3 separate regions of the Homo sapiens genome follow, and all the other regions are linked to region 3. A link is a contact called in ENCODE Hi-C or POLR2A ChIA-PET data. All regions are on one chromosome and are shown on one strand. The core of a region is the stretch at or near the end of the contact, and the rest is flanking DNA. Distances in the headings are between cores, read along the strand shown. Region 1 holds the start of CD55 (CD55 molecule (Cromer blood group)). Region 2 overlaps PIGR (polymeric immunoglobulin receptor). Region 3 holds the start of RAB29 (RAB29, member RAS oncogene family).

What was found. A loop is a pair of places that touch in the nucleus more often than their neighbours do. ChIA-PET counts read pairs that join two places held with the same protein, here RNA polymerase II (POLR2A). Pooled maps may share reads with other maps.
Region 1: a pooled map shows a loop between it and region 3 (8-fold over the local background). The contact joins the promoter of CD55 here to the promoter of RAB29 in region 3. A Hi-C loop is called at or near these places in 1 of 168 maps with a recorded cell type or tissue (posterior vena cava) and 5 of 50 pooled maps. POLR2A ChIA-PET finds 5 or more read pairs at or near these places in 1 of 52 experiments (T-cell).
Region 2: a map of CD8-positive, alpha-beta T cell shows a loop between it and region 3 (26-fold over the local background). The contact joins the enhancer-like site here to the promoter of RAB29 in region 3. A Hi-C loop is called at or near these places in 1 of 168 maps with a recorded cell type or tissue (CD8-positive, alpha-beta T cell) and 3 of 50 pooled maps. POLR2A ChIA-PET finds 5 or more read pairs at or near these places in 1 of 52 experiments (activated T-cell).

What each region holds. Positions count from the first base shown.
Region 1 is chr1:207,320,354-207,323,112 of GRCh38, reverse strand. It overlaps CD55 (CD55 molecule (Cromer blood group)), which reads right to left and starts at 1,435. Exons shown (of 10, transcript NM_000574.5): 1 at 1,248-1,435; 2 at 546-731. The coding sequence starts at 1,347. It overlaps LOC107985251 (a long non-coding RNA gene), which reads left to right and starts at 984. Exons shown (of 3, transcript XR_007066838.1): 1 at 984-1,427. RefSeq lists a silencer at 1,160-1,239 and an enhancer at 1,800-2,009.
Region 2 is chr1:206,928,709-206,931,833 of GRCh38, reverse strand. It overlaps PIGR (polymeric immunoglobulin receptor), which reads left to right. Exons shown (of 11, transcript NM_002644.4): 9 at 32-163; 10 at 279-337; 11 at 1,421-3,125. The coding sequence ends at 1,516. Among named protein-coding and RNA genes, the nearest start is that of FCMR, 8.3 kb to the right of the region's middle. RefSeq lists enhancers at 803-1,372, 996-1,496, 1,423-1,712, 2,183-2,232. Within about 2 kb of position 1,458, at least 7 of the 41 ENCODE cell types and tissues checked have a DNase peak (open chromatin) inside an H3K27ac peak, as active enhancers do; they include CD8-positive, alpha-beta T cell, where a contact is called at or near this core.
Region 3 is chr1:205,774,024-205,776,855 of GRCh38, reverse strand. RAB29 (RAB29, member RAS oncogene family) reads left to right here and starts at 1,374. Exons shown (of 6, transcript NM_003929.3): 1 at 1,374-1,583; 2 at 1,770-2,023. The coding sequence starts at 1,900. RefSeq lists an enhancer at 2,460-2,509.

The sequences.
Region 1 (2,759 bases), core at 186-2,685, 1.5 Mb before region 3:
AAGATTTGGAATATTCTCCACACAAACACCAAGTGTTTGAGGTACTGGCTATCCAATTACCCTGATTGATCATGACACACTGTATGCATGTGCCAGAATATCACATGTACCCTATAAATATGTACAAGTATAACAGATTTTGAAGTAAATATTGAGAGCTTTTAAAAATGCCACCACAGAGTTGTATTTGGTAAGTCCTACTTTATAAAATACTTAAGAAAACATATCATTTACGCTATGTGTCTCAAGGCAATTGCCAAATATATTTTATATGTTTACTCCCTAAACAATACCTATTGTTTATTTTCTCTACTAGTTCGTTCAAGAGGTACAGTGTTAGGAAGAAAAACTCTTAATGAAGCAGCAGGACCTACTCAGGGTGGTAAATGTCTTCAATTAGCTGGAGTGTGACGTGCCAACAGGGTATACCCTGGGGTTTAGTAACGCTAGAGAACTATCAATTACTAGTCACTCCAAAGGTATATAAAAATAAATTTAAGATACATTCCATTCCCAGAACTTTTCTAAAAAGATGAAGAACTTACGATTGCAGAACTCTTCAATATCTGACCATTGACTGCCCTTAAGGCAGATCACTGAGTCCTTCTCGCCAGGAATTTTCACAAAGCTTTCTTCACATTTGTACGTTATTACAGTATCCTCGGGAAAACTTGTACGGCCTTCCAAAGCTGGCTGGGCATTAGGTACATCTGGGGGAAGGCCACAGTCACCTAGGGAGACAAAAGCAGAACTGAAGGAAATGACTATCAAGTGTCCTCACAGTTGCTGTTTTCAAGACACAAGCCCCCTTGAAATGCCACACCTGAAAGAGATGACATGCAAGTTTGCAGCATCGTGTGCTCCACACGGCTGGACTCTGTCGAGAGTGGGGAACGGTCAGCGGTCTGGCCTCCCATCCTTTTAGACCAGCTTTTTGGGGGTTAAGGATACAGTCTCTTTGAGCCCTCCCTTTCGATTTTGCCAGGCTTGGCTGCTCCGCAAACCCAGCCGGGGCCTCTTTAACCCTCCACGCCGACCCCTAAAGCCAAGTCAGCTGGGGGCCGACACAGCAGGAGCCCCAAATGCTGGTGAGCGGCGAGAGCCTTAAAGGCACAGGACGGCGGGAACCACGACCGCGGGCCAAGCTCCCCACCTGCCAAGTCGCCGGCCCCTGTGCGTGTCTCAGAGACCGACTTGGACCTCCCACCCAGCCCAGGGGCTTCCCCGGCCGCCGGGCCCCTACTCACCCCACACGGCCGGCAGGCACAACAGCACCAGCAGCAGCAGCCGGGGCAGCTCCCCGAGGAGGGGCAGCGCCGCGGGCACGCTCGGCCGCGCGACGGTCATGGCGCGCCGGGTTAGAACAAGGACGCGCCGCCGGGACTCCGCCGAGTCGCAGCTACGCCCAGCGGCCGGAGCGAGTTGCAGTAAGCAGAAGCCTCGTGGCTCCGCAATACCAGTTAAATGAGTGCTTTGGGCGGGGTCTGGGCTGGGGCTCTGCGTCACCAAGGGTGGGACAAACAAGACGGGTGGAGTAGGGGTTTGTTGTGGTCAGAGGTGCGGTCAGAGGGCTCCGGCGTCATACGCCCCGGGGGCCCTAGACTCGGGGAGAGTGGGGAGGGGAAGGAGGAGGAGCTCGCTGGCAACACCCTCTGGGACTCACTCTCTCCACTGCTGGGTGGGGCCTGCGATGACCTGCCTTCTAGAAACCTAAATATCTCCTCGCTACGTAAACACAAACGGGGTGTAAACGGGAGAGGGGGAGGGGTGCTCAAGTATCGCAGGCCTTGCTGCCCGCACGTGAGTTCGTCTAAGCGGAGCATCCCCGCGCTTGAGTGCTGCCAAGGGGACCTGCAGGTGCGGTGGAGTTCGGGGGCTGAGACTCAGGCGCTGAGACGCGGTGCTCTACCCGCGTCTTGGGCCCTCTACTGGGAGGTCTGTCAAAGGCCAGCACGAGGGTGGGGAAATAACTAAGGAGGAAGGGCGTCATCTCCTAGAACACTCTCTAATGTGAAAACAGAGACCTGGGGAAACAGGTTGAATAACACAGTAGGGAGTGAACATTGTTCATGCCTTGTTCGGGTGGGAGTCATTTTCTTCACCCGGGTTCTCCTTATTTACGAAAGACACCACTTTGGGATTACTCCAGACTGACTGTAGAGAGAAATTCACCAGTGTGCGTGTGTGTATGTGTGTGTGTGTGTGTGTGTGTGTGTGTGCGCGCGCGCGCGCGCGCCTCGGGGCGGTGTGGGGTGGGATAACAATAAAAACAAACAGACCCCAAAACGCTGAATGGTGGTGGGGTGGATTTTAAGAGGAAGGCTTGTTACAAACCCTTTAGAATAAATAGCCTGAGGTTTGCAAGACTGGCCACACATTAGAATCACGTGGGGAGCTTATATATATATTTATATTTATATATTCATATATATTTATACATATATAAATATATATTCTTTAAGTTCTGGAATACATGTGCAGAACATGCAGGTTTGTTACATAGGTATACACGTGCCATGGTGGTTTGCTGCACCCATCAACCCAACATCTACATTAGGTATTTCTCCTAATGCTATCCCTCCCCTAACCCCCACCCTCCAACAGGCCCCCGTGTGTGATGTTCCCCTCCCTGTGTCTGTGTATTCTCATTGTTCAACTCCCACTTATGAGTAAGAACATGCAGTGTTTGGTTTTCTGGTCTTATGTTAGTTTGCTGAGGTTGATGGTTTCCAGCTTCATCCATGTCCCTGCATAGGACA
Region 2 (3,125 bases), core at 209-2,708, 1.2 Mb before region 3:
CCTTACACCAACTCCTCTTCCTCCCGGACAGACCGAGTTTCAATCAGAAGCTACAGGACAGACATTAGCATGTCAGACTTCGAGAACTCCAGGGAATTTGGAGCCAATGACAACATGGGAGCCTCTTCGATCACTCAGGAGACATCCCTCGGAGGAAAAGAAGGTATGACCCTCACTCAAGGGAATGCTCAGCCCCTGGGGAGAGTAAGAATTGGTCTCACATCTGGGTTGGGAAAAGGAGGCTAGTAAGGGCTAACCTACCCTCTTTCTTCACACAGAGTTTGTTGCCACCACTGAGAGCACCACAGAGACCAAAGAACCCAAGAAGGCAAAAAGGGTGAGGAGGAAGAAGGAAGCCCCACTACATGACAAAGAAATGCAGCATGAGGGGATGCAGTTAGACTTCAGAAAGAACTACCTCAACATGGGGGCCGATCCCAGAATAGGGAGGATGATATAAATAGTCCTCAGGAGTCCTCAGGACTTTTTGAGGAAGAACTATATCTTACTGGTTGTGGGATGCTGATGTGGATAAGGCCCAGGAAGGAGGTGAGCTATATGATTAGGCTGTAAAACTGCAGGAGAGAGGCAGGCCAGGAGATGAGGAAAGCAGGTGCATAAAAGATGGGAAGCTACAATGCCAAATGCTGGTGATTAAATGGATGCTCTTCCTGGGTTGGGGGACCCAAGGACCTCAGGCCACACATCCTCCCTTGAGGGTTTGCTCAGGACCAGCTTTTTGCCTGGGCCTAGGAGACATTTGCTTGCGGTGGGCAGTTTGAGGCTAGAAGCCCCTGCTCACTTCTCTTGAAGCCCCACCAGAGGCAACTCCTGCCTTGGGTGCCATATACCATCCCCTCAATCTGCCCTAGGACTCAGGGGACCAAGAAAAATAACATCTCATGCCTTTAATCCCGAGGTGAGAGTTTTTGTTGTTGTTGTTGTTGTTTTTATCATATCTACTTTTTCTTGAAACATCTCTGGCATTTAGCAAAGTTAGAACGAGTTATTCCTGGGACAGCCTTCCCCTTTAACTTTGTGGTGCCAAAAAGCTACCTGTCTGGGCTGGTGGAGAAAGAAAAACATACACCACCGTGGTTGACCCCAGCCTAGGCCACCTTGCCCGTGGACTGTGTGGGCAGCTTCCGGGGACAGGCCCGGGCAACAGAGGCGGTTCCACTCCGTGTGTCAGAAGGAGGTAGTGAGACAGAAGAAGATATTTTTAGAGGCTGCAACTTTCCATTTCTCAAAATGCGTCCTTCTTGGTGAGCATGGGGGCTGGGATGAGAACAGTGGGCCCCAAAGGCTTGTGTTGCTTGGACCAAGATCACGAATTCAGGACATTAAGCACCTCCCCTCCCCTGACTCCACCCACTGAGCCAGTGCCCCCAACACTGATGCCTCTCCTCTTGCCCCTTAGTCATCCAAGGAGGAAGCCGAGATGGCCTACAAAGACTTCCTGCTCCAGTCCAGCACCGTGGCCGCCGAGGCCCAGGACGGCCCCCAGGAAGCCTAGACGGTGTCGCCGCCTGCTCCCTGCACCCATGACAATCACCTTCAGAATCATGTCGATCCTGGGGCCCTCAGCTCCTGGGGACCCCACTCCCTGCTCTAACACCTGCCTAGGTTTTTCCTACTGTCCTCAGAGGCGTGCTGGTCCCCTCCTCAGTGACATCAAAGCCTGGCCTAATTGTTCCTATTGGGGATGAGGGTGGCATGAGGAGGTCCCACTTGCAACTTCTTTCTGTTGAGAGAACCTCAGGTACGGAGAAGAATAGAGGTCCTCATGGGTCCCTTGAAGGAAGAGGGACCAGGGTGGGAGAGCTGATTGCAGAAAGGAGAGACGTGCAGCGCCCCTCTGCACCCTTATCATGGGATGTCAACAGAATTTTTCCCTCCACTCCATCCCTCCCTCCCGTCCTTCCCCTCTTCTTCTTTCCTTCCATCAAAAGATGTATTTGAATTCATACTAGAATTCAGGTGCTTTGCTAGATGCTGTGACAGGTATGCCACCAACACTGCTCACAGCCTTTCTGAGGACACCAGTGAAAGAAGCCACAGCTCTTCTTGGCGTATTTATACTCACTGAGTCTTAACTTTTCACCAGGGGTGCTCACCTCTGCCCCTATTGGGAGAGGTCATAAAATGTCTCGAGTCCTAAGGCCTTAGGGGTCATGTATGATGAGCATACACACAGGTAATTATAAACCCACATTCTTACCATTTCACACATAAGAAAATTGAGGTTTGGAAGAGTGAAGCGTTTTTCTTTTTCTTTTTTTTTTTTGAGACGGAGTCTCTCACTGTCGCCCAGGCTGGAGTGCAGTGGCGCAATCTCGGCTCACTGCAACCTCCGCCTCCCAGGTTGACACCATTCTCCTGCCTCACCCTCCCAAGTAGCTGGGACTACAGGCGCCTGCCAGCACGCCTGGCTAATTTTTTGTATTTTTAGTAGAGACAGGGTTTCACCGTGTTAGCCAGGATGGTCTCGATCTCCTGACCTCGTGATCCGCCTGCCTCTGCCTCCCAAAGTGCTGGGATTACAGGCGTGAGCCACCGCGTCCGGCCTCTTTTTTTCTTTTCTTTTTTTTGAGACAAAGTCTCACTGTGTCACCCAGACTGGAATGCAGTGACACAATCTCGGCTCACTGAAACCTCTGCCTTCCAGGTTCAAGCTATTCTCATGCCTCAGCCTCTCAAGTAGCTGGGACTACAGATGTGGGCCACCATGTCTGGCTAATTTTTTTTTTTTTTTTTTTTTTTTGTAGAGACAGGGTTTCGCCATGTTGACGAGACTGGTCTCGAACTCCTGGCCTCAAGTGATCTGCCGCCTCAGCTTCTCAAAGTACTGGGATTATATAGGCATGAGCCACTGAGCCTGGCCCTGAAGCGTTTTTCTCAAAGGCCCTCAGTGAGATAAATTAGATTTGGCATCTCCTGTCCTGGGCCAGGGATCTCTCTACAAGAGCCCCTGCCCCTCTGTTGGAGGCACAGTTTTAGAATAAGGAGGAGGAGGGAGAAGAGAAAATGTAAAGGAGGGAGATCTTTCCCAGGCCGCACCATTTCTGTCACTCACATGGACCCAAGATAAAAGAATGGCCAAACCCTCACAACCCCTGATGTTT
Region 3 (2,832 bases), core at 125-2,624:
TCCCACTTCACACCTCTATATTTCTGTGTGTGTGTCTTTAATTCCTCTAGCGCCACTGGGTTAGGGTCTCCCCAACAGAGCTGGTCTTGACAGAATATCACTGATCAGAGATAAAGAACAAATAAAGTGAAGATAGATCTTTGACACCAAGGACAATTCACTAAAGAGTTTATCGAATGATTGACTCAGAGACCAAGAATCAGGCCTTAGGAAATACTTAGCGGGAAATGGGATGGAGAGAAACCTGAAAGAAAAAGATAATCATCAGAGAAGTACGGGGATGACAAAGAAAGAACAGCGTCATAGAAGGCATAAGGGAAACAAATGTCAAGGAGTGGTCAACTATGTCAAAACGAATAAGAACAGAGAAAACTGGATCCTTAAAGATGAGTAGCTTGAACTAACCTCCTGTACCTGGGTAACGAACATTCTGGGCAAAATATATTGTGAACCATGCTGATGTTCTTTCGCCACAAAACATAAGTGATAGCCTCTCTATCAAGAGACCTAGATTTCCTAGTGTCTGGTCCTGGGCTGTTTTCCCATGGCCCCGCTGGTTCTCTTCCTCTATTCCTAGAAAAGTATAGAAAATGGAGCTCTCTTTGCTTGCCATTGAGCTCATGTCCTGCCAACTTCTACCCAAGTGACAGGTAGGTCAGTAAAGTTACAGGCTGAGAAATTAAAATTATTTGCCAAACACTAGTTTTATGATTATCTATTAACAACAGCCACAACAAATCAAGAAGGAGTCCCAGTGTATTTCAATTAGCTTCTAGCTCAAGTGATACATGAGTAGTATGGCTAGAATAGGCATTGTAGAAGTATGAATGGAGAACTGTCTCTTGTTTTCTGTCCATCTTTATTGTTATTGCTGGATATTAAATGCTGTAATTTTTGGCATAGGTTTTTTTCCAAAGACTGGTCTCTTGGGTCAAGTTTTCCTGAACTTGCCTGGTATTGGGCAAGTTCACACAGAAAATATGAGTCATTTCACAAAGTCCTGGGCTTGTCTATCTACTTGAAGGAATAGGAAATGGACTTCACTTGGAGCATGATGGATGAGGCTTGGGCTTTTACTAATGAAATAAGTTTCAATCTTAACTCAGTTAAACCTTTAAAGACAGGAGAAAACTATCTGGGGATGGATTCAGGCCAGTGAGATCACGTTGCACAAATCTCCCCTTAAGGGATCTTTACTGACCTAGAATTGTTTCAAAATAAGATTCCAAACTGTCGAGGGAGTTTGAAGCCTTGAAACTTGGTGTAGGTTTGCTTAAAACAAAATAACGAATATACTACATTTCCCAGGAGGCTTCGCGGTGAGCCTCCGCACTCGGCTGGTTCTCTTTACCGCGAGGAAAGCTGGGAAATGTAGTGCCACAGGCAACCCTGCACGTGACGCTTGCGGAGGAAGGGGAGAGAGAGGCGCGCGGGAGGGCGTCTAGGGAATCGAGGTGCCGGCTGCTCCTTCCTCACAATTTGGTTTGTGCTGCAAGGGGAGGGTCCCCATCATCTGGCCCCAGTGGTGTAAGGAGCTGACTGGGATTCAGTCACTGACTTGGAGCCGCTCGGGGGAAGTCCCGGTGGGTGAGGTTCCGCGGCGCCTGGTCCAGTTTCTCGGCAGTCAGGCCAGGAGGGGGTGGGGAAGGTGCGAACAGCCGGGGGCTCGGAGCTCGCGCCCTGCGCCCCACCCAGGTTGCGGCCGCCCGGGGAGGAAGCGCGTATAGGTTGAGTGCAAAGTTTCCTTTTTTGCTTTCTCGTCAGAGCAGCCCAGACAGGCGGTGGGTGGGAATGCCTCACTTCAGTTTGAAGAGGGTCCGGATCCAAAGGGGTTAAAACGAGCGACCCCCGATCCCCGACCACACTTCCCGCCTCCCTAAAACGCACACCCCGCTAGCCATGGGCAGCCGCGACCACCTGTTCAAAGTGCTGGTGGTGGGGGACGCCGCAGTGGGCAAGACGTCGCTGGTGCAGCGATATTCCCAGGACAGCTTCAGCAAACACTACAAGTCCACGGTGGGAGGTGAGACGTCTCGGGGGTGGGGAGGGGGAGGGGGAGGAGGAGGCCCCGACCGCGGACTCGAGCTGGGGACCCAAGTGGGGTGGGGATTTGCTGTCGGTTGTTGGGTCCTTCTTCGGGTCAGGAAGTACTGTCTGGGAACCTAGATGGTGTAATTGCCGGGTGTTTGGTTTACACGCCTCTCTTGAGTTTCCCGTTAGATTTTCCCAAACTGAGCCCACTGCCAGGAGAAAGGTAAGAGCAAAGGCGTGAAGATGAGAAATAGGGAAGGGAGGATGAGGATGAGCAATTGCTGTTTATTGCAGGCGTACTGTGAACTTAAGTCTCCAGCCTTTCAGCTGTCCGGCAAATCTCTCCAATCAGCAGAAGCAGCTGAGATCCTCTGTGGGGCCTCCTGGTTAGGTGCCGGCTGGGGCTGTAGTCCTGCCCCTCTGTTGAGGGAGGAACCGCAAGGTGTTTAACCTGGCTTCAGTGGGAGAACGCAGGAAGCGGAACTGGTCTGAAGGACTGTAGCTTTGTTGTGGGGCTGTGGGTGGGATGGAAGACACAAAATCCCCGAACGAGCCCCTTGGCTACGCAGTCAGATGCCCATGAGGGCTGATGAGCTGTGTTTTTGTCCGTTGATTGCTTAAATAAAGGTAACCAAGGAATTCTTCCAAGAATGTGAAATATACCACTTCTCTGACCTATCTTCCCACCACTTTTTTCCTCAAACTGGAGAAGGTAGGGAGGAAGGGGACACCGAGTTCATTCATTTCTTTCCCGGGTGTGGCCTTTGGACTCAACTATTTTTTCAGAGGCAGAAATGCCTT